Linked DNA regions of Mus musculus: all the other regions are linked to region 3. A link is a loop called in an ENCODE intact Hi-C map of the cell type or tissue named here. Cell type or tissue: heart. All regions are shown on one strand. Each heading gives the region's core, and the rest is flanking DNA. Links, peaks and the distances in the headings are about the cores only.

Evidence for each region. Peaks named below come from ENCODE experiments on the same cell type or tissue, not always from the same donor. Only the 100,000 strongest peaks of a DNase experiment are listed, where the experiment ranks them.
Region 1: it touches region 3 in a loop (5-fold over the local background); 19 of 42 quality-filtered maps call a loop at or near these places.
Region 2: a loop joins it to region 3, with 7 times the contacts of the local background. A loop is called at or near these places in 21 of 42 quality-filtered maps.
Region 4: a loop joins it to region 3, with 4 times the contacts of the local background. A loop is called at or near these places in 29 of 42 quality-filtered maps.

The regions. Positions count from the first base shown.
Region 1 is chr2:72,281,413-72,288,931 of GRCm38, reverse strand. Map3k20 (mitogen-activated protein kinase kinase kinase 20) reads right to left here and starts at 3,295. Exons shown (of 20, transcript NM_023057.5): 1 at 3,077-3,295. In heart, for the core only: a CTCF peak has its summit at 3,213; a DNase peak (open chromatin) is centred at 3,201; H3K4me3 peaks cover 2,790 bases; H3K27ac peaks cover 3,880 bases.
Region 2 is chr2:72,294,504-72,302,022 of GRCm38, reverse strand. Map3k20 (mitogen-activated protein kinase kinase kinase 20) reads right to left here. Exons shown (of 20, transcript NM_023057.5): 2 at 3,643-3,835. The coding sequence starts at 3,801. Among named protein-coding and RNA genes, the nearest start is that of Map3k20, 13 kb to the right of the region's middle. In heart, for the core only: a CTCF peak has its summit at 3,338 (motif pointing left); DNase peaks (open chromatin) are centred at 3,502 and 4,152; H3K27ac peaks cover 682 bases.
Region 3 is chr2:72,386,712-72,394,230 of GRCm38, reverse strand. It overlaps Map3k20 (mitogen-activated protein kinase kinase kinase 20), which reads right to left. Exons shown (of 20, transcript NM_023057.5): 10 at 4,655-4,761. Among named protein-coding and RNA genes, the nearest start is that of Gm52556, 39 kb to the right of the region's middle. In heart, for the core only: no CTCF peak of the experiment used is centred there; DNase peaks (open chromatin) are centred at 2,321, 3,030, 3,540 and 4,090; H3K27ac peaks cover 1,310 bases.
Region 4 is chr2:72,231,509-72,239,027 of GRCm38, reverse strand. It overlaps Rapgef4 (Rap guanine nucleotide exchange factor (GEF) 4), which reads right to left. Exons shown (of 31, transcript NM_001204165.1): 24 at 4,826-4,951; 25 at 4,242-4,420. Among named protein-coding and RNA genes, the nearest start is that of Map3k20, 50 kb to the left of the region's middle. In heart, for the core only: a CTCF peak has its summit at 3,896 (motif pointing left); DNase peaks (open chromatin) are centred at 3,367, 3,537 and 3,887; H3K4me3 peaks cover 610 bases; H3K27ac peaks cover 2,366 bases.

The DNA.
Region 1 (7,519 bases), core at 1,091-6,090, 110 kb after region 3:
AGAGACCGAAAAGTCCACATGGGTTTTTAAGATTAAATGAAAAAAATTTTTTTTAAAGCAAATGTTTGCCTACACCAGAAGTGCTTATGGGCATATCTGCAGACCTTTAAGGGTACACACTCCCTCTCCCTCACAGTAGGGTACCTTGTAAGAAAAAGGTTAATAAGTAATATTTACTCCATGACCTAGAGATAAATGTGTTCCTTCTCTTTTAAGGTGTTCACAGATAGATCCAGAAAAGAGTGGCAGACCCTGAACACAGGAGCTACTCAAGATGAGCCTTACAAATGGTCCCAAGGGATCTTAGTCCAGGCTTCTTGTCATAGCCTGCCTGTGTTCCCCTAACTTCAAAATCCTTCATCTATATACTTAAGTGTATTAATTTTCAGATTCTTCCCCAAAACATAGTTTTACAAAGCCACATACAGAGTCGATTTGGAAACCCTTATTCTCAAGGGAGGAGTGGCTAGGGAGCCCCCCACCCAATCTAATCTCAGCGTGCATACTTAGTATGAGAGCAACAAGGCAAAATACTGTAGGCAAGTCTTGGCTGGGAGAGGCAAGCACGCAGCTTGGGAAATGCGGGGAAGTCCTCTCTGCACCCAGTCACGGCAGGTGGAGCTTCAGGGACTAGCCTAAGCATTTCCACACACTGTCTCATAGACCCCTCCTGGGGAAACAGGTAGTACTGCCCCCCAAGGTTATAAAAGTTGGCCGAGCCTAATTTACAAACAGCACAACCGGAAGTCAACTTGGGTCACCTCCTTTCCCTCCATGGTATACCTTTATTTTTTTCTACTTCATCATTTACTGCCTCCTAATCTCTCCCTCCCCCCTTTTTCTTTAAACAAATCCATTTCTTGTTACCATAACGGCTGGATTGCTTACTGTCCACACATTGGAGGCTTTAATTTTCTATTGGCAATGGTGCCAATGGGGTTAGGTATCAAATGTATGGCTCCCTGTTCTCAGTCTCTTACTGTGCTGGGATTATTTAACTCCTGTCACTCAATGCTTCAGCTGTCTCTAGGAGGGTCTGAGACAAAGGCCCTGTATTATCTGACCAGCTGTGAGGCTCTGGGGTTGATGGCTCTCCTCCCTGCACAGGTAAGAATCTTTTGTTTAGTGCTGGAACTATGCTGGTTTATGTGTAGTATAGACCACGGTCAATAGCCACAAAGGAAGTAGCCTAAACTTCCCCACAGTAAGACGGAAGGTGTCTCAGCTATTATCTTTAGATCCAACAGTCCCCCACCTTGTCCCATCTGTCCTGGGTAGAATAAAATGGAAAGCAAATGATCCAAACTTCTCTTCCTAACACCTCAGGGCACAGAGGCTTTCTGGTTCTGACAGTCCTGTGTTACCACAAACTCCTTTCCTCAGCTTAACACTGACTCTTCCCTGGCTGTGTCAAGTTCTGAGACCCACTGTGTAGTCTGCTTCTGCTGGGCACACACACTCAGAGTTTTATCTGACCTCTTTTACAAAACGTCCCTGTAACTTCTCCAGTGTCTCCTCTGATGATCCAGCGATTCACTCCACACCCTTCGTAACTCCTGCCTATAATTCCGCAGGCCTATCAGACTCAGTTTCACTGCAGAGCCCAGATAGGCACTGAGCCAATGTATTGCCAATAGCACTCACTCTGCCCTAACTTAAAATACACAGTGCAGCCTGCCAAGTTTCCTTATTTGGCAAGAAGGTCCCTCAGTTCCCAAGATCTTTGACCATCCATTTTTAGATCTAAATCTGTGTGCTTAATATTTGGTTATTATTTTTCTTAATGTGTTCTTATGTATCCCCCCTAAAACAAAACAAAACAAAAACTTTTAAAAGATTAATCAGCTACTTGCTTTCTAAGACAACAAAATGTTTCCCACTTAAACTTCTGACTTGCACATTCTCCAGTTTAAAAAAAAATCCCCCAAAATTTTTGTCAAAATTACATTGTAAAAGACTAAAATAAACAGTGCTCCAAAGACCATTTTTCTCTCTTAATTCTCTCTTTCTAAACAAGCTAAATTCATGTTCATTTACAATCTCCCAAATCTCTCACTATTGTAGCAGAAATCTAAAACAAAGACTCTACAAATGATCAAAACCATAATTAAAATGCAGCCGTCACTTTTTTTTAAGATAAAAAAAGAATGAAATTTCAGAGTAGAGACAGGCCGATGACAAAGAAGTCTGGTCTTGAATCATTTGTTTATTTTTATCGTTAAATATTTTGGTAGGTTTGGATCCACTAAATGCTGGCAGTTGGTTTCATCTACAGTCAAGAAGACCAGAAGATTCGCTACAACCACTTTAGGGGTAAAACAGGAACTCACTTTAACAACCATCCGAACTCAGATGTCCTCAATCCATTCTGGAAGACGGTTCTCACACGCATTATTAATGAAGGCTGCTTATTGTGAAATCGCTGGAACGGGCCACCAAATGGTGTGCTTTCATTATTAACGAAACTAGCAAAAATAGTAATTATGTTCTCCATAAACAGTGCTTATGCAGGATCTCCAGGCGCATGAGAAACATACATTTTCAGCAACCCAACAATGACGTGCCATTGTTGTTTTTTTTCAGGCAGTTCCAATGTCATCTGGGCAGTTTAGAATTAAAGTTTTTCCCGAGATCTGTCACGCGCGGGGCGAGGCGTGGCTGCGGCCCGGGTCACCCAGTGCCCACCCTGGTGTAGATCCCCGCGCCTGCGACACCCGCGTGTGCTCCCACGGAAGGCGAGGGTGCTCGGGAAGGGCAGCCGCCGCAGGTTCCCCGGGATCGCCGCGAGCTGTGCCAGGCCGGACTCTTCCGGGCACCGAGTGCCCGGCTGGACCGGCCCGGACATGCCCAAGCCGTCCTCGGCCCAGCGGCAAGGGACTGAGGGCTCAGGGGCTGCGGTCTCGGGGTCTGCGGGCTCGGGGACCACGGGTCTCCAGGGCACCGGGGGCGAGCCAAGGACAGCCGCCCGCCGAGCCCCGGCCTCCCGCAGCCGCGCTGCCCCGGCCCCGCAGGCCCCGGTCCCGCCGGTCCTCCAGCGGAGCTCCCTCCCGCCTCTCCCGTCCCCCACAGCCCTTACCTGGCTCCCGGATCGGGCGCGAGCGGCGGCGGGGGTCGGGGACGGCGGCCCGCGCGGCTCCCACGCTTCCGCCGGAGTCAGGAGTTGAACATTCCGCCTCTCCGCGCGGCGCCAATGAGGAAGACGTCGCGGCAACAGCACCACCTACCTCCGAGCGTGGAACCGCCGGCCGGCCAGCCTCCGGGCACGCCCGGCTCGGTGCCCAGCAGGGAGGCCGGGGCTCGGGGTCGCGGAGAGCCCGGTTGCTGCCCCCCCCCCCTTACCCCCCGTGAGACTGAATGCACTTGGCTGGGAAGGGGACAGCAGGGAAGGCAATGTCAGGGTCGCGGGTGCCTCAGTGGGACCATCAACAGGTACTTTGGAGATTTTGAGGAGGAGTCAAGGCCTGCTGCTCTGGTTGGTGACTTTTAAGATGAAGTGCCCGCGATTTCCCATCGAGGAGACAGAGTCCATGACAAGTGTGAACAAAACGTGTCACCTGGCTTTGGGAAGAAAAGAAATTGATCGGGGAGGATGTAGATGGAGTGGAAAAAGAGGAGAGGTTGCAAAAGTAGGGAACACAGTTTCTGAATTAGAATTTCACGTGTACACACGTGGAGAGTTAAGGAAAGTTGAAATCGTGCAAAATGGATATTCGTATTTTAGTGCATGGCTTTATATTTGGAGCAGGAGGCTTACCAGCCTGAAGATGTTAAGCCATATTCTCTTTCCTCCCCATCCATTTTAGTAGTGGTTTAGAGAGTTGCTTAGGGATGGAAACAAGATAAGTGGTAGATATTGTCACTACCAGGTAACAGATAGAATCGTGAAGGCTAGAGTTAGAGGGTACAGTTTGGGATCGTTTTTAAAAAGAAAATTGGAATTGAGAGACATGTTTCAGAAAGAGGCCACAGAAATTTGTGACCCATTCGGTTGGGAAAGAAGAAAGCGGTGATGCCAAGATTTGAGACCTGGGTGACTGGAAGAACGATGGTGTCATTGACAGAAATAGAAATCTGTGGAGAGGAAACTGGCTTCCTGCTGAGTTTTGAAGTCAGGAGAGGAAAAACAGGCAGAGATGAAACAAGAAACGGAAATCAGAAAAGAAGCCCAAAGAGAAATAGAAATTTTGAAAACCGTTCATATATATTTAATATATGAATGGGAAAGGATGGGTAAATATACACTAATGAAAAAAGAAACCACTTTCTGGTCTGTGATTACAAAGACTGAGGATTTTGGATTAATAAATTGCATTTTGGTAACTGAGAAGGTTGATGAAAACTATCCAGCTAAAAAAAATTCTTTTGTAGGTGATCAAACAATTGTTTAAAAAAAAAAAAAAGCTGTCTATCTACTCAAAAAAAAAAAAAAAAAAAAGGGTGCTGGGCTCTTGAGCGCGAAATGAACATGAGACTGCAGTCACCTTAGCTTTAAAGACATCCGATTGTGTCCTGACTCTGGCTGAGGAATCAGAGAGCCTGACTTTGCTGTTGCTCCTCTCAGTTGTCACATGGGACACTTAACAGGCAGTCCTCAGTTTCCTGCTCACCAAAATCAGGTGTTAGCCACTGGTTCCAGCTTGCCAGTCACCAGCCATCCATACCTTGCTTTGTACTGGAAGCCTGCAGCTTCTGATATTTTTAGCTTATACTATCTCTCCTTCCTTCATTCTATTTTCCTTCTATAATTAGGCTCAGAGAGTAGGCAACAGGAGCAATAAACTCTACAAAGTACTTTCAAAAACTTATTTGAAGGAGCACCTCACAGAAGGCCTCCTGCCTTCCCATTATGTTGCAAGGTCCTCACTGCGATACCTTATACTCTATTGTGGGGGCCACGGCTGTGACTCTGTGCTAAACGTAGGCTTGCCTCGACTTCTTAAGACTTATTTTTAATGTGTGTGTGTGTTTCCCCTGTGTGTATGTATGTGCACCATATGCACGCCTGGTGCCTATGGAGGTCAAAAGAGAGGTGAGAGCCATTGGAACTGCAGTTATATGTGTGTGGGAGCCACCATGTGGGTGGTAGGAATTGAACCAGGGTCCCTTGCAAGAGCAGCAAGTGCTCTTAACCACTGGGCCACCTCTCTAGTCTCACTGCTTCAAGATTTGAGTTTTTTGGTTTTTTTTTTTTAAATAAACTGCTTGTCTACTTGTGAATATATTGATGTTTTTAGACATCAGAGCTAATATAGTCTATATTGTGTTTACTCCTAATGCTCAACTTTTTCAAACTTAGGGGGGAAAAAATCTTTTTGCAAGTTTGTTTTTTTAGTTAATCCAAGTTGGACAGAGTATAGATTTGCGAGTGTAAACAGCACTAACAAAGAGTCCTTGTCGAAACTATCAAACCTTTACTTCAAAGACTTCCACACTAAAAATAGATGTACTCTCAGCAGTGGGGTGGCTTAGAAGTCCTTAGCACCCTCTTATAGCCAAGAACACCCTCCAATGTAAGCATGCATTCTAAGTTTAAAAAAAAAAACTTTTCAAAGTGATGTTTAAATACAACTTAACAACAATGTAACCCCTTATTCAACGGGCTTGTCTCCCCTAAACTTTTCTTTAATGGAAATCCTGGAAATGCCACCAGCTAACAGTAGAAGAACTAGCAGGTCACTTGAAAGGAAGAAAGGAGTCCTTTCTCCTCTAAAGTGATAACATCTGCCCCACAGGCTGGTACCTGGGGCACTCTTTCCAGTCATCTTAGTTCTGTATCTCAGATGGGGAATCTTCGAAGTCTGGACCACAGCATCACAGCTAAGAATTTACCCAACTCGTCTACAGAGGCCAGTGCTGTATAGCTCTGAGTTCCTAGGAAACTAAGGTGCGCAACCAAACGTCCTCTGTGGTAAGTATAGTCATTTCCTTAAAATCGGAACTGAAGCCTACATCACTGTCAGAAGACAGCTCACTGGAGATGCTCTGCCCTTCCACCACAGGGTTGGTAGCAAGCACTTTTATCTATGGCACCATCTTTCAGTCCTATATAATGGATTGTGATGAAACCCAGTCAGGTGTAGTGGTTCACCACTGTAACCTCAATATCTCAGATGCTAAGGCAAGACAGCTTCTGTGAGGTGCAGCCAGCCTAGGCTACAGAGTGGGACCTTGTCTCAAAACCCAAAAACAAATTGGAAAAACAAAACAACAACAACAACAAAAACCATTGTCCAAACCTTTTTAAAAATCAGAAAAGTACCTCCCCTCTCTCTTTCTCTTTTGGAAAACCTCCTGAATGTCTGGTTTGAATAAGAAGGCGTGGATTCTCATTCTGCCTCTGTGACTAATATATTACAACACCACACACATGTACTCTCTGGAAAATTCTACAGCCATGAAACTATACATAAAAGTAATCGAAGTCAAGCCCCCGAGAGGGTCGTGATTGCTACTATAGAGTCTAAGGGTGCTCTCTAAGTGGAGGGAGCTCATAGCTGATACTGTCTGGGGACAATGTCACAGCTGGAATGAGTAGGCGAAGAAAGTCCTTTGCTAGACATTAGAACACGTGGAATGTAGTCCCATCTGTATCCTTAAGGAGATGCCCACTTTGGGGGACTAGACAACCTAGTGGTCACGTGGGATGATAGAGGCCCACGCCTGCCCTTCAAAGACAAGATCTAAAACTGAGTTTGCCACAGCCCTCCAGCATCACGCCACAGCCCTCCAGCATCACGCCACATCCGGGCTCCTCTTGCCTTACTTCAAGGTAGAAGTGACGGTAAGAAACTGATAATCTCATAAAAGATATGACTTCTTGTGGTTTCCCGCAGGAATCGGGAAGGGTGGTGTAGCTCTTTTTCATCTAGACCTTCGACAGAGTTCTCAGCATGGTTTTATAAATCAGACAGAGATTTGAGCTACTGGCGACACAGCGTAATGAGTCGCTCTAGGAGCGGGAAGTTGAGCCACGAGGGTTGAAACACCGGTGCTGATGTGGTTTCCCAGGGTGTACTGCTGGATCCCCCTCAGTCATCTGCCCACTCGGCATCGTAGCAGCTCAAATGAAGACCCGGGTAACATTCACAGTGATGGAGGAACATGTGTGTGGAAGAAACGGCCAACGTATTTGATAGAAGAATCATCTCAGGGGCTAGCAAGGTGGCTCAGTGGTTAAGCACATGTACTGCTCTTCCAGACGAGCTGAGTTCAATTCCCAACATCCACACTGGGCAGCTCACAGCCATCTGTAACTTCAGCTCCAGGACACCTGACATCCCTGTCCTCTCTAGATATCTGCAATCGTGTGCTCGGACACACATAGATATAATTAAAAACAATAAAAATAAATAACAATTACTTCAAAACCCCAAATCTACTGGGCATAGGGGTACATGCTTGCGACCCCAGAATTTGGGGATCATAAGTTTGAACTCAGCTTGAGCCTCACCATGAGATCTTGTCTCAAAAACAAACACCTCAAAAAACTTTGAAAAAAATTTTTGGACACCTCAGTTCA
Region 2 (7,519 bases), core at 1,018-6,017, 92 kb after region 3:
TGTCTAGCCAGAGGTTTGAGTTTAAAATTTAAACACTCTTATAAAATAAAAATTAAAAAAAAGCAAGGGTTCTTTTTCAAAAAGTCTAAAATAGGCACCCCTAATACTCCCATTTTGGTTATTTTGGCTCTGAGATACCAACTCCAAGTCGGAAGCTGACTCAGGACCTCCTAAAGAAATGGCTGGCCCAGCAGTGGGGACGGGAGTTGAGTGAGTTGGGTAACTTTCTGTGTCCAGAAGTAAGGAAAGCATCCCAGATGAACGGTGTGGTCAAAAGCCACAGAAGCCACTCTGAAGGAGCTCTTGCCAAGCTGGACATAATACAGGCACAAACGTGTATGACGTAATGGATTGCGTCACTTTGAATTGTAAAAGGATTTAATGTCTATAAACAGATAAACAAATTGGGCAGTGTAAATACAGGGAGAGAGAAAGCAGCCTGGGGAACAGGTCAGGAGGGAACCTCTGACCTTGGCACAATGGACTATCATGATAATGACACATCTAAGACAGAGTCACCAAGGGATGCTTGAGCTCAGAAGACATATTTACACAGCCTCGAAGTAGCTCCCAACACTTAATTACAAAAGGGGAAATAGGTATTTTTCACCACAGAGGAATTGAGTGGTCTAGTAACCAGGGAAGGGCTCAAAAGTAACATTACCAAACCTAAGGCAGACAAGAGATACCCATCACACCACACCAAGAGTCACCAAGGACACACAACCACTATAACATCCCCACCACAGCCACATGAGCCACATGAGGGGAAAAGCGCAAGGCCAAAACAAAGGGCACTCTGCAACATAAGTGTTCTCGGCTCATCAAAACTGGAAAAGTCTTAAACGGCAAAGAAAGGCAGGGTAACTATTCCAGAATAAAACAGGCTAAACAGACATACAGCCATTTGTCATCCTGGAGTGTATCCTGCGTAGGGAAAAAATCCCATAAACGTCTCTTGGGACAAATGGACAAATCTGAAGATGGATGATCCAATAAAATAATATAACCATTCAATTTCCTTACCTTGTTAATTGGGTTTTTAGGAGATGCTTAAATGCTTTGAATAAACACATATAGCATCTGTAATTTACTCTCATAGTCATGAAAAACAAAATAATTGTAACTGCACATAAGTCACTAAAGAGAAAAGGCAGATGTCACAAAATGTCACTATGTGGTAGACTTAAGTGGTATTATAGAGGTCGTGATAGTCTTATAATTTTTCTTGGTGTTTGCTTTAAATCATTTTTAGAAAACATTTTAAGCAAGTGCCACTCTTTGTTCTTTTCAGTAGGAAGGAAACACATACTTTGTAAAACAGAGGGACACATCATACCTCACTACACGAGGAGTCACAAGGGACACATCATACCTCACTACACGAGGAGTCACAAGGGAAGTGCAAGCAAGTAGTCACATAGGCTGTGACAATATATTTGTCACATATATTCTCCACATATGACCAAGTTCACAGAACAAACATTTAGTCAGATGTCAGGCCATTCTCAGCGTCCCACGAAGTGAGTTACAGGCACTTCATTACGGGGTCCGTCTCTTCTAAGACTCATTGGAAAAATAACGACCAAGAGGCATAGGATTGAGTGTACAAATGGGGGAAAGACTCTAGAGTTCATTACCTTTATCTTAGCACTTGAAAAGTGCCTAGCCAGTGGCCAACTCACATCTTATAAATACAACTTCGCAAGGGGTGCATACTTCCTCTCCAATTACCCTCACTGCCTCATTGGACTTTCACACTAAACTCCTGTGGGATGAGCAGTGTGGGGTACCTGGCACGGGGATGAATAAAGACTGTCTCTGACAGCAACAGTCCTCTAAATGAAATGCACCTTCTACTCTTTCCGACTTATAGTTTATGAGTTACGCTCTTGCAATACAAAAGCAGGATTTGGCAGCGTCCAGCTCTTGCACTCACCCTGTGCTTTCCCGTGTCATTTTCCTGCCCTATCAAACCATGGAAAAGGCACATCCTATGCACATATGCTGGAGAGGTAGGAAGTGAGCGGGCTAAATGGAATGCTCTGCTTCAAATCAGTTTCCAGTCTCATCCAGTAACCATAGAAGAAGCCATATAAGTATCCAAGCCCCATGGCCTGCCTTTACCATTCTTACATAAGTAGATGGAATTGGCTTATTTTCTATTCCTACCTGGTCAACTAGAAGTCTCCCAGTAAAATACTGAAGAACAAGAAGCCCAGCCTCCTGAATTCTATCTGTCCCTGCTGGAGTGGCTAATACATTTCTCAGTGTTCTGTTTCCCAGTCTATAAAATGGGGACAATAATGTCATCTTACCAAATCAAAGAGTTTGGTGTCAGAAGTGGTTCTAATGCAAGAGCTGATCTTTACTTAGTACCCTTCTGCTTCACGTAAAACACAAAGACAGCCCACGGCAGAGACACCACAGAGCCAGGGTCATGGTTTCAACACTGGGTGAGTGGGCTGATGAGCTCCATCCATGGCACACTGCTGAGAGGAGACCTGCAAGGCTGACCCTGGGTTCTCATCTCTCATCAGCCAGGGTGGTTCACTGGTGGCAATTAATGATAACAAGATCGCTTGGGGAGAAGAGTGTATATCTATCTATAGGTTGTCTTGAAAGGAACAATACTTAGTGAAAACTGGATATAAAACAATGACCAAGGTGAGCATGAGAGGAAGGTATTAAAGGCCACCAGCAGGGCAATTACAGATAGTGGTAATATACTGTAATCTCAAAGAGCCAAAGGAAAGGCGTTTGAATGTTTACGTTGTAAAAGAAATGTTAAACGAGGCAATGGATATAATGACTTAAGCACACAATGCATACATGTATTGAAACATTAACATGGCTCATAGATGGCTCATAAATTTTTAAAAGTACTTTACAGGGTTACAAAGGCTTAACTCTCACGGACCAGCTATACGAATCATTTGACTCTTGAGGTACCAAACTTAATATAGTGGTGGCATCAGTTTGTGTGTGTGTGGGGGGGGGGACGGGGGGGATGGGGACGGGGACATTCCTATAAACGATGAAGAACTTAAGAGTTCAGGGCTCATATACTTCAACACAAGTTCCCGACTCTCAAAGCCAAGACCTTATTCTGATTTTTACAAGGTAAGACAACTCTATCTGGAACCTACTTCTATATTGCACAAAATGCACCACTGTGAACTTGTAGAGGTGAAACCTAAGAAGCTAGCACTGCTTAGTTCAGTTGAAAACAAATACTCTTATTTTCCAAAGGCACCAAGAGGGACCACTCCCAATGCAAGGGGTGAAAATAGGGAGCAATGAAAATGTTACCTCTTACTCTTTACTGCCCCCTCCTGGTTCCCCTGAAGAAGTGAAAAGCTCAAACCCGCCTGTTTCTGTAGGCCAGCCAGCTCAGAGAACACCGGCTTACCATGGAAAGAAATCCTCTAGCTTCACATGTCCCTTAGTAGAGCTCGACCCTAAAGCACACAGTGCAATATTTTCTATTTATGGGGTTCCCAGAATGGGAATTGGGAAGGAGCCTCATGGACCAGCCCCAAAGGACTTGCCAGATCCTTCCAGCTCTGTGACCCTCTAACTCCGCTAGGCTGGAAGGCTTATATAAGAGCTGGTGTGAGAGCCTCTGGGAGCAGATCTTACCTCTTTCTCTATTTTGAGTAACTTCTTTACAGCCACCTCCTTGTCCTGTGATATCCATTTGGCTCGATACACACTCCCAAAACTTCCTCCACCGCAGTTTTCAAAAAACTGCAAGTCGTCGAACTTAATTTGCACAAAGGAGGCTCCGAGAGACGACATCTCATAATGACAAAGTAGTAAACGTCCACAAAATCTGGAGAGGGGAAAGAGAAGAAATGCCGAATCACAGATCAATTCGAGTCGTGCTCTAGATATTTATAACAAGTCCTGTGAAACTTCTAGAAAGGCCCGATGAGTTCAGAAAGAGAAGCAAGACAAACAAGTCGAAATGAAAGCACTCACCCTGGCTGGCAGTCGGCTTGCCCAGGCTTGGAAATGGCTCAGATTTCTCCCCCCAACGAAACCTGCCACAGTGCTTCCTACAGATCCTCCGGAGCTCTGCCTAAAGGCTACTGTGTCACCAGGTCTCCTACCAGGAAGGCCTGACACACAGAAACCATGCCTTCAACAGCAAGCTTGCATAGTTCCTCTGGCATGTGCGGCACGCCGGCTCTCCGGGCTGCCCTTGCCTCACAGGAAACATACACAGCCTAAGCCCCTGAGGATCCTGGCACGGCTGCAGCCAGGACGCTGCAGAGTAAACACATATGCAGTGTTTAGACTCCAAACAAGACTTCACTTGGGGTGAAGGAAAAGCTACCCAAGGGTTTCCACATGTGTCTCACTAGACTGCACTCCATAGAAGAATTGACTTTCTAAGAGACATTGCCCCTGATTACAGTAGATTAAGTCAGCCAAGGAATACTGCCAAAGTTGTTTTAAAAAATATTATGCTTGTTTCCAGGGGGACAGATGACCCCTCCCGAGATTACCGCAGGGGGGTTGTCTATGGTTGACTCATCCTTACTCTTCCGCAGGTAAGCGTTCACTCTTAATCCTCTATCCCAGACTTTAAATTATCAGGAAAAACAAAACCTGAAACGCACAACTGGTGAAGTGTAACTCTTGAGCAAGTGTAAGAAGCTACAGGCGGTACATAAAGGAATCTCTCTGGGCATCCTTTCTGGAACTGTAAACCACAATATTGTAATCATGGAGCAAAATGAGGAACCTATCTATATTAGAGGACTCTCTCTCAAGCAGCTGGTTCATGCTTCGGATGGTCACCATCATGAAACACTTAACAAATAACAAGAAAACGAACTCTGTAAGAACTTGAGGGCATCCAGGATGAAACACAATGTACGATCACTTTCTGCCTTGATCCTCTGTAAATATTTAGGCACATGGAAACATGGCACTTGCAACTCACTTGATGATTTTGACACCACCCCCAAATGCACATGAGAGAGGGGGTTAGGATGCAAGTGTGTGAGAGGGAGAAAGCACCGTGACAGAGTTGAGAGCCACAAATCAGAAAGGGGCATGGGCTTTTTACTATCCTGGCCATTTTCTATGAAGCCTGGATTTTATTTTTTATTATTATTCCAAAATAAAAGGTAGAAGGGAGCTGTCTGGGTCATTGTAAGTTCAGTTTCTCCATCAACTACTCGGAGCTTCGAGGAGACATGCTCGCACAGGGAGCTCCGAGAACTCAGGGCGCAGCTGGCTCAGCCATTCCATTTTCGGAACATCGGCTCACTGAAGAATGTTGATTTCTTATTGCAAAGTCCAAGTCTGCTCCACTTTGGGGAGAAGGCAAGAAAGAGAAACGAAGCAATTTGTTTATCCTCTACTGTTTAGAGCTTGTAATGTTTAGAGGGCTGCGTTGACAAGAAAACAGAGGGAGGAGACCGGCTGTGAGGAACACAGACGCACTCTGTGGCTGCGTTTAATTCAGTGATTTTCCAGACAGACTCACTGCAATCCCGCTAACTTTAGTAAAGAAGGTTTATAGAAAATATAGGAGAATGTGCCAGACAAACACAGACAGCGTGTGCGAGGCAAAAAAGCTCGCACAACAAACGTCAAACACTATATGCTAGATCTCCGCAGCAGAGGATGGGTAAGTCTATGCTTTTGTAATTAATTTTATCCAAGTGTAAGAATTGAAATACGGCCACGAAGCTTATAAGACCTTGCAGATCCACTGCCTGGCTGTGCCCACTCAACTCTGAGAGAGCAACTAGTAACAGCTCCTTCAAGCATCTATCTCCTTGTCTTGATCACATTTCTTTTTTTTTTTTTTGGTTTTTCGAGACAAGGTTTCTCTGTGTAGCCCTGGCTGTCCTGGAACTCACTCTGTAGACCAGGCTGGCCTCAAACTCAGAAATCTGCCTGCCTCTGCCTCCCAAGTGCTGAGATTAAAGGCGTGCGCCACCTCGTCCGGCTTGATCACATTTCTAAGCCATGTATTTGAACACTGTTGCTTTTTGATTTCCCTACTTTAGATCTTGTCATCAACCATTCCCTGTGGAAGAGGGATTCGGTTCTTACACCATCCTTCACCTCCACACATCTTCAGGGGCCACACTGGTCTAACCTCTGTTTACAACCTGAACCATTGGCTAAGACAATATTCACGGTTTATAGAAAGTAGTCTTGCAAAATCAAGACCATTTCCAGCACCGCCATGCAGCAATGGTTACATTTTACTTGGATAGCTTTTTGTTTCTCCTGGAGTTATTAGTTGCCCTGCTTCTGTCTTCTGTTGTCTGTTTAGCTTTTTACACTCCTGATAAACTTACCCAACTCCACCAGTCCCCCCAGGAACTACAAAGCTCCCAACAAAGCAACAAACACCAGCTTCTTCTTGCCTTTATCCTCTGATCCCCAGAGGGAGGAGCACCTTGGTTTTCATCAAGACGTTCTTTCTAAACACTTCCTCTTGATTCAGTCTGGCTGAAATGGTTGCGCCCCCAGGCCTGACTGTCATTGGAATTTCATCTCCTCTGCTATTCAAAGACCTTCCTTCTCTTTCACCCTCTGAGGAAAACCCTGCCCCTGGATCTTCAGCTTCTCTTTCTTGGTTTACTTCTGCACCTTGACAACACGCATCTCCCAGTGGCTCCCTGAGCAGAGGCCACTGTGTGGATGTGGGAAACGAACTCATGACTTCTGGATGAGCAGCCAGTGCTTTTAACTGCTGAGCCATCTCTCCGATCCCCTCAGCTGACTCCTTTCTTTTTTTCTAGAAGAAAACTTTTTTTTATGTGTATGAGTGTTTGCCTGTGTGTGTTGACTGTGCACCACGTACAGGCCTGGTGCCTGCAGCATGAAGAAGTCAGATCATCTGGAATTAATTATAGACAGTTGTTAGTAACCACATGGGTACAGGGAATTGAACCCATGTTCTCTAAAAGATAACAAATAACCTTCATCGCCGAGCCATCTCTTTAGCACCTCTCCTCATTTCTAATGTTGCTATGGAGCAGTGTGATGCTACTCTGATGCCTAAACCGATATATATATATATATATATATATATATATATATATATATATATATATCCCTGAGGGCTTTTAGAATCATTTCTTTATCTGTAGAATCTTGCCCTTTTTTTTTATTAGAGTGTTCTTAGAGATGATTTCTTTCATTCACTGGTAGGACACTCAGTCCCAACCTTTAGCTCACATCTTTGAATCGCAGCTGTCTAGTGGTGTTCCTTTAGGACTCCAGTCTCATTCATTTCAGGTCTTATTTCTCACACATGCATGAAGCACTGCCTGCGGGTCCCCTTCTGTGCTGACCTTGCCCACATCTCCATGCTTGGGGCCAGGGATATACCTGCTCCAGATCTCCATCTCCAGCCAGCAAACCTCCCTAACCACGATTGTGAAGCCCATATGAGAAACTGCTCTCTCCTACAGCACCTTTATCTACTCCCATCAAATTCCCACCAGAATACAAACTCCTAAACCCAAAATTCCTTGGTATC
Region 3 (7,519 bases), core at 1,187-6,186:
GTTAAGCTCATTTCTCAGATCCACTGCTCAGAACTCCTGGGCGGGGATGCACCCTGCTAGGTGTGGAGACACCTTTTCTGAAGAAAGCAGTTCTTTTATTACACAAACTTCTGTCTCCAGCCTTGGCATCTAAAAGGGGTTGTCTGAACAAGTCCCCACACATTCTGTAAAAGCCTTCACACTGATTTGGCCTGTAATAAAGCCATAGTAGCAGGACTTCTGGGGCAAAGCCCTTGTACATTTTTAGGGCAGCCAAAAAAAATAAAAAATAAAAGAAAGAATGTACGAGGAAGCCATTTAGCACCACTTAGCTTTGTAGTGTGAAATTCTGACAGATCTCATGAGTTATTCTCCCTTTTGCTTGTTTGCTAAGTGAAGCTGAAGATTTTCCATGTGCTTGTTAGCTATTCTACCTCCTTTTAATTTAAATTTTTTATTTATTTAATTTAAATTAATTTGTCAGGCTAGCATACATAAGAATGCGCTCCATCCTGGCATTTTCACGAGGCACTGGACTGTGTGCTCACTTGTTCTTCACTCCTGCGGGCCTCCCTCCTCCATGCTCTAAACCAGCCCTTGCCTGTGCTCCCCGTGCTCCCTGTCCCACACACTCTGATGCCTTCTCTATCTCCCACCTCACTCAAAGTTCTTCCCCCCCCCCTCCCCCCGTCATGAATCTCCTTTCAGCTCTGCAACCCACACCTAGGTGCACGTAAAAATACACATGGAGTTTTAGTTTGTGTATGTATGGTGCTATTCTTGTGAGTATGCACTGGTTGGTGTGTATATGCAAGTGTGTGCGTGTCTGTGTGTGTGTGTGTGAAAACAGAGGTTGATGTCAGGTATTTCCTCAATCCCTCTCCACTCTATTTTTTTAAGGTAGGGCCTCTCATTGAACTTGAAACTCACCGATTTGACTAGACTGGCCAGCCAGTGAGCATCACGGATCTGCCTGTCTCTGGCTCCCCAGCAGGTGGATTATACATCCCACTGAGCCAGCTACACACACACACACACACACACACACACACAGTTTCTGCATATAATAGAGAAGGAGTGGTATCTGCAATCCATATTTCATTTAACATAACAATTTCCAGTTCTATTTATTTTCCTGAAAACTCCACAATTCCATCTTTCTTTACAACTGCATGACATTTTCTTGTGCCACATTTTCTTTATTCTGCTGATGGTCACCTAGATGGGTTTCGTTTCCTGGCTGTTGTGTATAGTACAGCGATACACACGGATGTGCAAGTGTCTTAGTGATATGTTAACTTTGTCCTTTGGGTGTCCTGGCCATGATGAGAACGGACTAAACCTCCAAACTGCAAGCCAGCCCCAGTTAAATGTTTTCTTTTATAAGAGTTGCTGTGGTCACCGTGTCTCTTCACAGCAATGAAACATTAAGGAGTATGGCTGAGTTGTATGGACATTCACATTTTGTCTCTTTGAGGAATCTCCACCCTGATTTGCACAGCGGTGGCACAAGTTTACTCTCTGCCAGCAAGCAGTGAAGGATCTCTCTCTCCCCACATCCTCACCAACATCATTATTTTACTTGATGATAGCACTATTCTATTTCTTCTTTACTGTTTAGAACTAAAGTGCTTCTTGGAAGGTAGGAGTTGCAGCATGGTCAGGGACCCGGGAGAGCTGCTCAGAGGATTCTTGAGACCCAACTGGTTTTCAAGATCGCACCATGCCAGATGGCACCATGCCAGATGGCAGCATGACAGAGCTAGCTTTTCCATCCTCATTCTCTCAGAAGAACATATAGTTTTCCTGACGTTTTATGGCACATGGGCTGTGGGATGAAGCCAGAGGCAGAATTTATTATTATTTTGAAGAGATTTGTTTTTATGTGTATCTGATGCGTGTGTCTACTTGCTCATGCATGCATGTGGATGGGGTCTCAAAGCCGCCAAAAGAAGGCAATGCATGGCCCGGAGCTGGAGAGCCAGTGTTTACTGAGCCTCCTGTTGTGGGTGCTGGGAACTAACTGCAGTCATCCGAAGGAGGAGCAAGTGCTCTTAGCTGCTGAGCCATCTTTTCAGCAGGGTGCATTTACTATTTTTTTTTTTACATGAATTAGTAAATACATTTTAACTTTTTCCTAGTTCTATTTTTAATGTAATAAATATTGCCAGATACGACTCATTTAAATGAAAAATTTCTTGGGGTCCCCATTAACTTTTAAGAGTGAAGTAGAGGTGTTGGAGAGATGGTTTTCTGGGTAGGGACATGTGCTATGCAAGCATGAGGAGCTGGGCTGGGATCCTGGCACACACACAGCTGGGCATGGCAGTGCTTGCATAGAGTCACAGCACTGTCTGTGCCAGGCCGAGACATGAGGGTCACTGGGACTGGCCAGCCCTAGCCTACCTAGTGGTTCAAGGAACAAGACTGTGGTAGAGAAGGTCCTCCCTCTCTTTCTGCACACACATGTGTTCACCTGCATACACATGTGCATAGAACACCTGCATATACACACACATGAATATAAACTCAAGGCCTCTCTGTTTCTGTATACACGTGTGTATACTTGCATACACATGTGTGCATACAACACCCCCATGCACACACACATGAATATAAACCCACCCTACACATAAACACACTGAAAGTGAACTGGAGTCCTAGACACAAAATAGCAGAGAAGCTTCAGTCTACCACTCTAGGGAAGAGAGTTATAACTGAGTGACAGTTCTCTGGTAAACTTATTTAGGATGAATATTGGTTTGGGCTATGGGAAATTTCATTTTTTTTTTCAGAGAATTTAGTCACTTTGCATTGTTTTCTTTGTTGGCACACTTTCAGAACCCTACCTCTAACACACTGATACTCACAGTTTTTAAATCCCTCTAATCCTTTGGATAACAGATCAAATAGCATTTCCTTAGGGAAACCTTGTATTATGCATTCAGGTCAGATCAGATTTCATTGCTAGTGCTCTGTTAGCCATGCCTTCTCTGTCACGTGGCTTGTCAGGGCGGAATGTGGATGGTTGTACTCTCATATTTAGCATTTTGACACAGGTGTTTTTGAGGCTGCTGCCGACAGTGCTGTATGTCTGGGGACATGGTACTAATCACTACAGGAGCATTGGCCGGGGAGGTTTAAAGAATCTGACATGAAGCACAATGGCTAGGCAAATGCACTGGGTACATATTTATCTTCCAGGGCAAGAGTAGTGTTTACATCACTACAGTCATGCTCTCTGATTGCCTGCCACCCAGCTTCCTGCCTTCCTCCTTCCTTCTCTCCCTCCCTCCCTCCCTCCCTCCCTCCCTCCCTCCCTCCTTCCTTCCTTCCTTCCTTCCTTCCTTTCTTCTTCATATGTTTATTGAGTACTTGCTTTTGGAGGAGATGGAGGCAGAGATACACAAAACAGTTGTTCGATTTTCCCAGTTTTCCAGTCCTGAGATACATCCATACGGTGATCTCCAGAGCTCCGTGGAACTGACCTGGCCAGTGAGTGTGGGTTGCTCCCTTGCAGAAATGCAAGGTCACCAGCTGCCCGGGCGGCTAATGGGAGCTGGGGGGGAGGAGGGACAGGAGGAATGTGCAACTGAAACAGGGTGTCTATAAAAAGGAGACTGCACTGAGAGGCTCTGGTGAGGGAGACCTGGGCCTCTGTGGAGGGATTGAAAGCTTAGGGCATGCTCAAGACAAGGCTGGATGGTGGGTCTTCCAAATCATACGTATTTCTGCCTTTGTCTGAAGAGCAATGAGGCACACATATGGAGCTTGAGGGGAAGTGGTCTGATTACATGTTACTGTGGGAAACAATGTCATACCAAGCTTTTGTTAAGTTATTTTAGACCAGAAAAAAAAAAAAGCCCTCCGATCTAGATGGGAGCTCACTGCATTAATTTTATATTTCTAAGAAAAAAATCATGAAAGTTAATGGCCCGAGAAAGCTGTTTCAAAGGAATGAAAATAAATAAATAAGGTCACAGTAAAAATATCAGTCAACTAGAAGGCCCTCAGTCAAGTGTACTGACAGGTGGCAAGAGCCAGTGCATGCAGTACTGCCTTATCACCAGCAGATGGCGTAGGGCATCACGTTCCTGCCATGGATATCGGAGCAAGGATGAAGTTACTTCAAATCTCCGCTGAGTCAGGGGAGGAACAGTGTCCAGCTCCCAAACATGCTATTTATATTCCCTGCGTCATTCGACCTGGTCCAACTGTTTCATCTTGGGTTGTTTTTCCACTCACACAATCCGATTCTCTCTTTACTCATTTGTTTCGCTGGAGTTTATAATGTCTAACATGTTTTATAGGTTTCCCCATGCCATGCGCTAGCAGATACAGTGTTCTACACATGGCAAGGCTAACACTATGCATATATATATATATATATTTCAAAAAGATATTTTTTTTCTGGAAAGAGACCAAAGCTTCTCAACACAGAATGTGTACAGAGAAGGGTCTGGAAATGGCTTTGACTTCAGTACTCTCCCCCAGACACTTCGACCATAGACGACAACAAGCATAGGCAAACTCTCACATATGAATGCGGGGTTATAACTCTTGGGCTTGCTGTCCCATCCCCCGCGCCCCCAAGCTGTGCTTAGTCATCAGGACTGTCCATCGGGTGTCTGGTTCTCCTCAGCCTTGGGCCGGGACTCATGCCGGAGCTACCCACCTCCACTCCGCCTTGTTGTGTAAAAATGAGTTACACTGGTCAGGAAGGTTCGTGTCATTTGACATAGACTCCAGGATTGAAATGATTTGCTTGAACGATGGCCGTTTCTGAAGAAGAGAAGAAGGAACCACGATGAGGCTTGAGGAATGAGACAGGAGAAAGTGTAGCCGCAGCACAGCAGGGTTCTGACTTCGTGTGTAAAACCAGCAGGCCACCAGGTGCAGGGGGCCATAGTCTTCACCCTCAGTTAGTTATCCAGGCATAGACACATATGCTGAGCTTTTTTAACCATGCAGCATCAGGTTGGGGTAACAAGTACTCGTTTGTATATATGGAGAGAGGTACGAAGTCTCACTTTGAGGTATGACCAAGAGCTCCATCATTAAAGATGTGCCTGTGTGGTAGATCTGGTCAAAGCTTAACTATATTATGTGCTCTGGGCATTCCGCGCTTCACTACACAATGTTTCCTTTTTATAAAATGTGTTTGGGCAGGCAATATCTGCTTACCAACCTACTGGAACTAATAAAACATCCCAAATCAGTTGGTCTAAAAAGACCCCAAAAAACAATAATAACAACAACAAAACATTTAAAGACAGAATGACGTCATTGTTCTCAAGGTTTATCCCGTGGCTCTGAAGGCAGTCCCTGAACAAGCTCGCCCAGTGTGTCTCCAGCAGGCCCTGTCTGCGCTCACCTCCTTCCTCTCCAGCCAAGGCTCAGACAAAAGGTTAAAACAAAAATGGAGACCGATAATAAAAGGATGGTGCACGTGCTCTCCTCACCGTGCCTCATAATTACAGCATTTCAGAACAAATTACAGCTACAGCAATTAAAACACGCATTTTAATTTAGGAGCACAAAAACAGGAAGGAACAATGTTGAGGTGGCTTGCTCTCAGGACCTGGCGCTTCTGACATCATTAAGAAAAGCTCTTTCCCCATATTTCAGAAATGTAAAACTAGGATATTTATTGACTTCTTCTGTCTTTATTTATTTCGAGGGCATACATATGTGTGTATACACATATGGTGTGTGTGTGTGTGTGTGTGTAAGAAAGCATAGTTAAATGCTACTGGTGAACAAAGGAAAAAGCTTTAAATAGTTTAAATAGAGTACATATAAACAAATTTATATTTTTAAACTTTGTTTAGATCTTCATGCCTCCCACCATGTGTCAGGTTTTAAATGAAAAAAAAAAAAAAGGTGTAACTTTGCACAAGAAATGACTATAAAATAAATACAGGAAATGCAGAATCTTTATTTTACAAGGAAAAGCAGCAACAGGGCTAATGACTTTTTTTTTTTTTTTTTAAAGACCTGGCCCATAGACCCAGGTTAGCCCTTCAGCTCTGTGTAGCTGTGGATAACCCTAACTCCTGATTGTCCTGCTACCTCCCAAGTGCCACGCTATATAGCACACCCAGTTTATGCAGTGCAGGGAAATGGATCCCAGGTTCTTGTGTGTACTACCCAAGCATTCTACCAGCAGAGCTACATTCCCAGCCCATCCAATCACTATTTAAGACTTATGTTCTCCTACATTTAATTATTATTATTATTATTTTTTTTTTTTTGATTTTCTGAGACAGGGTTTCTCTGTGTAGCCCTGGCTATCCTGGAACTCACTCTGTAGACCAGGCTGGCCTTGAACTCAGAAATCCGCCTGCCTCTGCCTCCGGAGTGCTGGGATTAAAGGCGTGCGCCACCACACCCAGCTTAATTATTTTTTAAATAAAATTAAACTCCTTTGTATTCAGGTGACAAGTAACCCTTAAAAAACAAACAAACAAACTCTTACCATTACAGTTAAACTCTACTCTCATACATTATCAGAATGAGCATTTAAAATGCAGCATAGCTGGCTGTGGTGGTACATTTCAGTAGTCCTAGCTGTTTGGGGGGGCTGAGCTAGGAGGATTACTGGAGCACAGTAGTTCAAAACCAGCCCAGGCAAAATAGACACTCCACCCCCAACAACAATGTAAATTCTGTAGTAATGGTTTCAGGTATGATGTTTGCAGAATGGGTGTCCCTGTGTAGGATCTGAGGATGCTCCTGAAGGGCTTAGTTGCCTTCAGAGTGTCACGAACAGATTACTTATCTTGAAAAACAAGTCACAGCCAAGACTTCTTTTTTTTTTTTTTTTTTTTTTTTTTTTTTTTGGTTTTCGAGGCAGGGTTTCTCTGTGTAGCCCTGGCTGTCCTGGAACTCACTTTGTAGACCAGGCTGGCCTCGAACTCAGAAATCCGCCTGCCTCTGCCTCCCGAGTGCTGGGATTAAAGGCGTGCGCCACCACTATTAACCATCTTTATATCTTACATCTCTATTTGCTATTTCCATTTTATACCCAGGACAACTAGCTTAGAAAGCTGTAAGTTATCCTGCTTTAAACACAAAGCTGGTCACAGAACCTGGGGTTGTGCTTTTAAACTTCAAATCTTTTATCTTAAAGAGTATGATACCAATTCCTACCTAATTCTCAGCTTTAAAGATGCCATTTTAATGCAAACCAATACTCATCTTTTTTTTATTTTCATTCATACACACACACACACAGATATGAATATGTATATACACACTATATATATTATATATTATTTTATTTTTGAGACAGGGTTTTTAATACCCCAAGCTGGTTTTGGACTTATTATGTAGACTTATTATTCTCTTCATCTACTCCACACTCAACCAGCTACATTTCTGACTCCAATAGAATATTTTGAAGACGTGACTTAGGCCACCAGAACATACTGTCACTTAGACAATGTCGGGTTTTCCCTATATGTCTTTCCTCACTGTAAAAGAACACTAGCTCTAGAGGGAAACTGAATATTGTGATCTAAATGTTAATACTCTAAAG
Region 4 (7,519 bases), core at 1,494-6,493, 160 kb after region 3:
ACTTTTGAGCAAGATTTTTTTTTTTAAATAGAGTTCTATTTTCTGATAGTCATTAATATTTATCAGGACTCGTTTATATGAGCTGGCAATGACAGATTTAAGGCACTGCTGGAGTTCTGCTTGGGTAACCACGCTCTGCGGCTCGACAACCCACGCTAGTTTTAGAAAGTTGATAGTTTTGGCCGTTGAGGGTTTGGTTTTGAGAAGTAATTTAAATTCACCTCCCCTAAGGGTTGTTATTATAATCCTAAATTTGCTAAACGCCGTAGTGAACCTGGAAAGGGTTGGGGAGACACATCCCATGGGATTAGAAAAGGGCAGGCAAAGTGATTGTAGAACTTGACACTTGGAGGTAGGTACTCTCATCTGGCAGGTAGGAATGGGTTAAGGATGTCACAATGCTGTGGCTACCCTGGTTCCTCTATGCTAGTGACACTAAATTGTTGAAAAAGTATCAGCTTACAAGGCCTGGTCCTGTGGGCTGGGCATTTGTTCTCCCAAGTTTGAAGTTGGGAGATGTCAGATCCATAACAAAATAACTGTATTTTTAGTTTTACTGATATTGGTAAGGTTGATAATTTTGAGTCTGTGTTTATATCATTATGAGTATTTACAAATCTATATTTGAGAATGAAGCACTTGGGTTAAGCCTAAATTCTTATTAAAATGCCAATGTTATCCCAAGTATTTGGTACACCTGATGGCAAACGACCACACCCACACACCCTAAGTTCTTCATACCAGACCCCTAAAAAGGAAAAGCGTTTACTTCCTAATAAGCAGAAAACTTTCACCACACAGCAATATGGCTATATAAGTTGACTGCTATCATAAACAAATAATGTTTGATCTATGCTCCAAATGCAAGGGCACCCACATTCATAAAAGAGACGTTACTAAATTCCAAAGCACATATTGCATCCCATACAATAATAGTGGGAGACTTCAACAGCCCACTCTCAACAATGGACAGATCATGGAAACAGAAACTAAAATAGAGACACAGTGAAACTAATAGAAGTTATGAACCAAATGGATCTAACAGATATTTATAGAAATTTCATTGTAAAGCAAAAGAATATACCTTCTTCTCAGCACCTCATGGTACCTTCTCCAAAATTGACCATATAATTGGTCACAAAACAGGCCTCAATAGATACAAGAAGATTCAAATAATCCCATGTTCCCTAACAGATCACCACGGACTAAGACTGGTCTTAAATATCAATGTGATAGCTTGTATATTCTTGGACCAGGGAGTGGCACCATCTGGAGGTGTGGCCTTGATGGAGTAGGTGTGACCTGGTTGGAATAGGTGTGTCACTGTGGGCGTGAGCTTAAAACACTCACCCCAGTTGCCTGGAAGTCAGTCTTCCACTAGCAGCCTTTGGATGAAGACATAGAACTCTCAGCTCTGCCTGCACCATGCCTGCCTGGATGCTGCCATGCTCCCACCTTGATGATAATGCACTGAACCTCTGAACCTGTAAGCCAGTCTCAAGTAAATGTTGTTTTTTATAAGACTTGCTTTGGTCATGGTGTCTGTTCACAGCAGTAAAACCCTAACTAAGACAATCAACAAAAACAACAGAAAGCCCACATACACATGGAAGCTGAACAATGCTCTACTCAATGATAACTTGGTCAAGGAAGAAAAAAAAAATTAAAGGCATTTTAGAATTTAATGAAAATGAAGGCACATCATACCCAAATTTATGGGACACAATGAAAGCAGTGGTAAGAGGAAAACTCATAACTCTGAGTGCCTCCAAAAAGAAACTGGAGAGAGCACACACTAGCAGCTTGACAGTACATCTGAAAGCTCTAGTGCAAAAAGAAGCAAACACACCCAAGAGGAGTAGACGGCAGGAAATAATCAAACTCAGGGCTGAAATCAACCAAATAGAAACAAAAAGAACTATACAAAGAATCAACAAAACCAGGAGCTGGTTCTTTGAGAATAGCAACAAGATAGATAAATCCTTAGCCAGCCTAACCAGATTGCTCAGAGACAGTATCCAAATTATAAATTCAGAAATGAAAAGGGAGACCTAACAATGAAATATATCTTAAAATAATTATTGTTTGAAAATATTAAAATCATGTTCTACAAAATAAAAGTAAATAAATAATGTTTGAACAAAACATTTTTGCAGAAGGCTCATTGAATGGTTGCTTTGGCTGCTCATATTCAACTCAAAAAGTAGCCACGAGCCGTTCTTCATAGGTCGTGGCGGTGGGGAAATGCACTTTAGAGGAGTTATGGTGGATCGGCTCACACACGAGAAAGCAAGCAAGGATGTCACAATGCTAGGGTAGTGGCTCCCAGAACAAGGGCCGGCATCTCCACCTGCATCACTGGCCTTTGCCTTGTGTGGGTGACTTGGAGATAATAAATCCAGAGCGGCAGACCTGCTCCATTTGCAGCTTTGCTTATCATTCAAGGCAAGCCAGGAGATGACTTCCTGTCTCGGTTTTTTCTCCTGTGAATACAGGACTAAAGCACCTACCCCAGCTTTGCCTCTTTAATTTTGCTAAGCTCCAGACTGGGCCAAGAACTTAAAAGAAAATGCTGCAGCTTTTCTAAAGACAGCAAGCAAAACAGATGCTATTGTCTACCTCAGTGGCTCTCAACCTTCCTAATGCTGTGACCCTTTAATACAGTTCCTCACGTTGTGGGGACCTCCGACCATAACGTTATTCTGTTGCTACTTCACAACAATCATTGTATGAATTGTAATGTAAATATCTGATACGCAAGATTCCTGATATGTGACCCCCAAACGGATCGAGACCCAAAGGCTGAAAACCACTGGTCTAGAGGCTTCTGTCTATTCCTGTAGACTCAGGGTTAGGAAAGCCTAGAGTCTGTACTAACTGGGTTGAGTGAACAGGTTCATGGCGGGACAGCAGCCTCAGCACAGGGCTGAATATGGCTAAATAGTCAGCTGATTTGCAGGAAAGGCCAAGTCTACCTGTATAATACAGAGAGTCAGGAAGATAGGGGATACATTACAAAGGCAGAAACAAACAAACAAAACAAACTCCTGGGTGTTTTGAGAGCCTTTTCTGTGTTGCCTGCTCTGTTGTAAACTGACAGGCAGGTCCTCTCTTCCTTCCTGCTGCACTTGGCACCAGCAGGCTAAGGTGAAGAGAGAACAAGCTCTCTATGATGGGAAAGCTCACCCTGTCATAGTTTCCATAAGCCACTCATTCCAAACACATGAAGGCATCTGCTCACTGCACAGAGGCCGCCTGACCGCGCCGCTAGGGAAAGTGGCCGCACCAAACCTGTCTTCAAACAGCCAGCTTTCCCAAAAGGCAAGGCAAGCAGCTCCTGGATTCAAAGGATCTGGTATTCTATTGTCTCCTCGAAATCTGGCAAAACAACTCAAGGCATTTGGCAAGCTGGCTTCTATAAAACACCAAGCCGCTTTCCCTTCTTTGTTTAGCTCTGGAAATCAAGAGAGTGTGTGGGATCTGAACTGTTTGGCTCAAGAAAACGCCTGGCTGGGGTCGCTCATTCTCCTAACCTCCCCGAGCTCGGGCTCTGCATTTAGAAAGGGAAGGAGTCTCGCAGCACAAGCCACATTTAGCTTTTTTATTTTTAGCACTGTGGTGATACCAAAAACATGGAAGTAAACAGGAGGTTGTCAAGCATATCTAAATAGCAGGAGAAGATTAAATTCATGTCAGGGAGAAACCTAACTGGCCCCTGCAGTAAATAAATTGTTTCCCAAGAAGTGCTTTTAAATAGAATATTTATAAGATGTTTGCTTTCTCTGATGTGCATGGAGATGATTTCCTAGTGCCAGGTTAGCTGGCCTGTATGCGTTTTACTGATTTTATTCTGCCTGAGCTGTGAGCTGTTGTTCCAGCATGTTCTACTGCCCTCTACTGGTGAGAACGTGTTATGTGCCACATCGGCTTCCAGAGCCTTGCAACCAAAGTTTCTAAAGGAACTTTTGTTGACTTCAATAGCATTCTTCAAAGGGGGGTGGGGGTGGGGGAAATCTGAAGAGTTCAGAGCAAAACACACCCCCCCCTTTGACTCCAGCATCAGTACTACAAGATGTTAATTTATATATTGATGTTAACTATTAAAAAGCTAGAAGACATTCTTCTCTTTCAAGAATTCAACTGCTGGTTGTTCTTACACCCGTTTCTCTTTGTAAGGTGTTTTCCATGAGAACAGAGTTCAGGGACATTTTTATTCTTTCTCCAAAGTTAAAGACACTTACTGAGCCGCTATCTTGATAAATTTTTTCAAAAGCTGAACACGTTTGCTGAGCTGGGAACAAAGGCAGACCTCAGTGACAACCCAAAACTGAATTTCATTAAACCTCCTCAGGAACAAATCCAAGTTTGCCGTGGTCTTTTTAAAATTATGCCTTCCAAATGTGTGGTAGATTAGCTCCAGCTAGAACAGAAAGGAAAACAATTTTACTTATTTGTTGGCTTTTAAATCAAAACGCCAGCCTGGCTCCTCCGTTTGTCAGGAAAGTGTTCTATCAAGCAGCAGATGTGAATTCAATCGCTAACCCGGATGTACCTTGTCATATAGATTTGAAGGGCTTTCATGAAGCTTGTGGAATATATAAATATAAACTAGGTGTTATTGGCTTAATAGACTCTGGAAGACATAGCATAGCATCACAGAGATTTTTTTTTTCTTTAATACTTACGGGTTTTATAAGCTCAGCATGCACAAAACCCATCATGTGGTTTCCATATGGTAGCACACGGAAACATGAGTGGCGTCAGGCCAGCAGGCTTCACTCAGAATCCTATGGAGCCCATGGACGCTCCTTGCTGGGCGTCTTACCTCATGCACACAGTTGAAGAGTTCCCAATCGTAGGTTGTCATCTGGTACGCCAGGTCTTTCGAGCTCATCAGCTCAAATGTTCCCACTGTCCCAGTGGTCGGGCCTTCCTGTTCCGGCAAGGGAGTCTGGGAAAGATTGTGAAAAAACTGGATCAGAACCACAAAGGGACCAGTACTCAGTGCCCAACGCTTTCGGGAGTTTTTGGTGTTGGAAAGGATTTGGGGGATAGTGTTGGGCATGTTTTGAAATGTCGGTTTTGAGGTGAAGAGTGTCTTTGCTGCTTGTTGTACTTGCCTGGAGGCCATCTTTGTTGTTAGCATCCTCAACCATCCCCAGTTACCAACAGTGTGGTCACCAGCATTGCCACCACCACCATCTCAACTGTGGGCCATGACAAATAAGGCTGGGCAAAGGCTGTGCAGGGATCTCCTGTGCCTGGGGATTGGCGGGTGGGTACCTGGAAACTCTTCCTCTTCCACGGTAAAGATGGAAGATGCTCTTGGAGACCTTACCCTCATGTTTCCATAGAAAGTATGATAAAGCCAAATACTAGCACAGGAGTTTGAATTTCTACCCACACTACTACTTAACTCCTGGTGGTAACTGAGGTCAAGTTGCCACAGCCACGTCTTCACACACCACCTAAAGTAGTGAACTAGTAGAGAGCAGTGTGATCTGAGTCTACACAGGATTTCCAAGTCCTCAGCCTGGCCCGAGAGCTGTTGGGTTGAGAATGTTGCAAGTTTGGGGCAAGACCAGACTCTGCTACTTAGACCAAGACTCTTGTCAGAAGTTTTCTTTTGCTTCACTCATCTCCTTCTGTGATCTAAGAAATGTTATACAGCGTTCTTACTTTGTCAGACAAGAGACAGATGGAGTGTATAATACCTAAATACTTATCTGTAAGACTAGGGATAGATATTTAGGAATGGATATATATGCATACATGTGAGACATAGAAAGAATATCTGCCACTATGATGCTAACAGTACTTGGATATTCAATACTCATATCACATGGCTAGGGATGTCACTCTGGCTAAGCACTTTCTTTGTAGGTACAAGGCTTGTTGCCCCAATTCCAGCATTAATAAGAAAAGGGGCTCATGTTAGAACTATTACTATTATATGGATTTCAGCAGCATCTTCATCACTTCTGTACTCAAGGGATGTCCCCAGTGTTCTAAACACTCAAGGAATTACATGCTCAAGGTTTAGGTGGCTCCTGCATTGGAAAGTTCATCTGTGAGCTGAGCTCTCAAGTTTACAGTGTAACAAAGTCTACTTGCATCAACAGGGGAGGTGCTACTTGTGGATACAGTTACTTGCTGGGCTCCATTTGCACATCTGGAGACAGAATATCAACAGACCAGACTACTAGGTACATAGACAAGCAGGTAGAGGCACCTGAATGGACCTTTCGAAACAGGGAGCCTACTGGGAGTCAGGGTGTGTTGAAGGATGAAGAGAAGCAGTGAGCAGGAGGGTGAGAAAGGCTTTTCTCAGGATGGCTCATGCTTATGATGATAGCAAGGGTGAAAATGAGGGAGCTTTTAAAGAGGATCCGAGTACCAGATTAGGAGATGGTTTGTCAGAGGACAAACTAGAAGATCACATTAGTGCCAGCTTCAGAAGACAGCAGACTGAGCATAAACCCCACTGTAGCAACACATACTTGGTATGATCCCTTAATCTTCTGACTGTCTGCAGTTCCAGTAAATCAGAGTTATACTACCCAAGTTGGCAACTAATATTGAGGCTTGTTAAGAGGATTAAATGGGAACAATTTAAGAGCAGCGAGTAAATCCAGTCCTCAGCACAGGAACGTCCCCTCTGTCCAATTAGGTCGCTTTCCAGAGGGGTTGGACTGCTACAAATGCACAGGAAAGTTGGTTAGGGCAACACTAGGTGAAGAGCTGGATACGGATCCTCTCTGTAGAGCACAGAGAGCAGGGCAGAAAGCAGCAATTCCAAACAGAACTGGTGCTGGTGGGCAAGGTGCTTATGGAATCAGCTGAGAATGGCTCCAGCCCGGGGCAAGTCTTCAGTAGGTGAAGCCCTTAGATTCCTGGTCTCAGGACAACGTCACAGGTCAGCCGGGCCCTCTGTGGTCTCCCTTCTCTCCTGCAGCTGCTTCCCACTCCACTCACTAAGTTTGCTCTCTTCTTGAGGACCTCCATCTACCTGCACCTCTAGCACTTTCCGGGAGGTTTTATGGTGTCTTGTAGATAGGACTGATTAACACAACAACTCCTGTGGAGATTTCGATGGGAAGCCCTTTGGGTAACAGAGGTTGTGTTGTCATCCCCACATCCTTCCAGAGGTTCAAGAAGTCGCTGTAGAATCTCAGCCTTCACTTGAGGGGAGGGTGACCATCAGCAGGAGAGCCTTCCTCTGAAATGGTGGATTTACATGTGCAGCCTGGAGCCCAGAGCAAACACTACCTTGGGCCATTTTCCATTGAAGATGTCCCGCTGGCCAGGTACTGCAGAGCTTACGTAGGATCTGCACAGCATGGGTGTCTGAGAAATGACACGTTCCCTTCTCTGGAGTCCTATGGGTCCCTCCTCAACCTCACTGAGAGATGAGATTTATACAAATGCTGAGGGAAGGCCATCGGAAGAATGACATTACCGAGGTCCTAGTCCAAAGACGTAACACATAAAAAGGGGATGCTAATTGCCAGTGTAACTG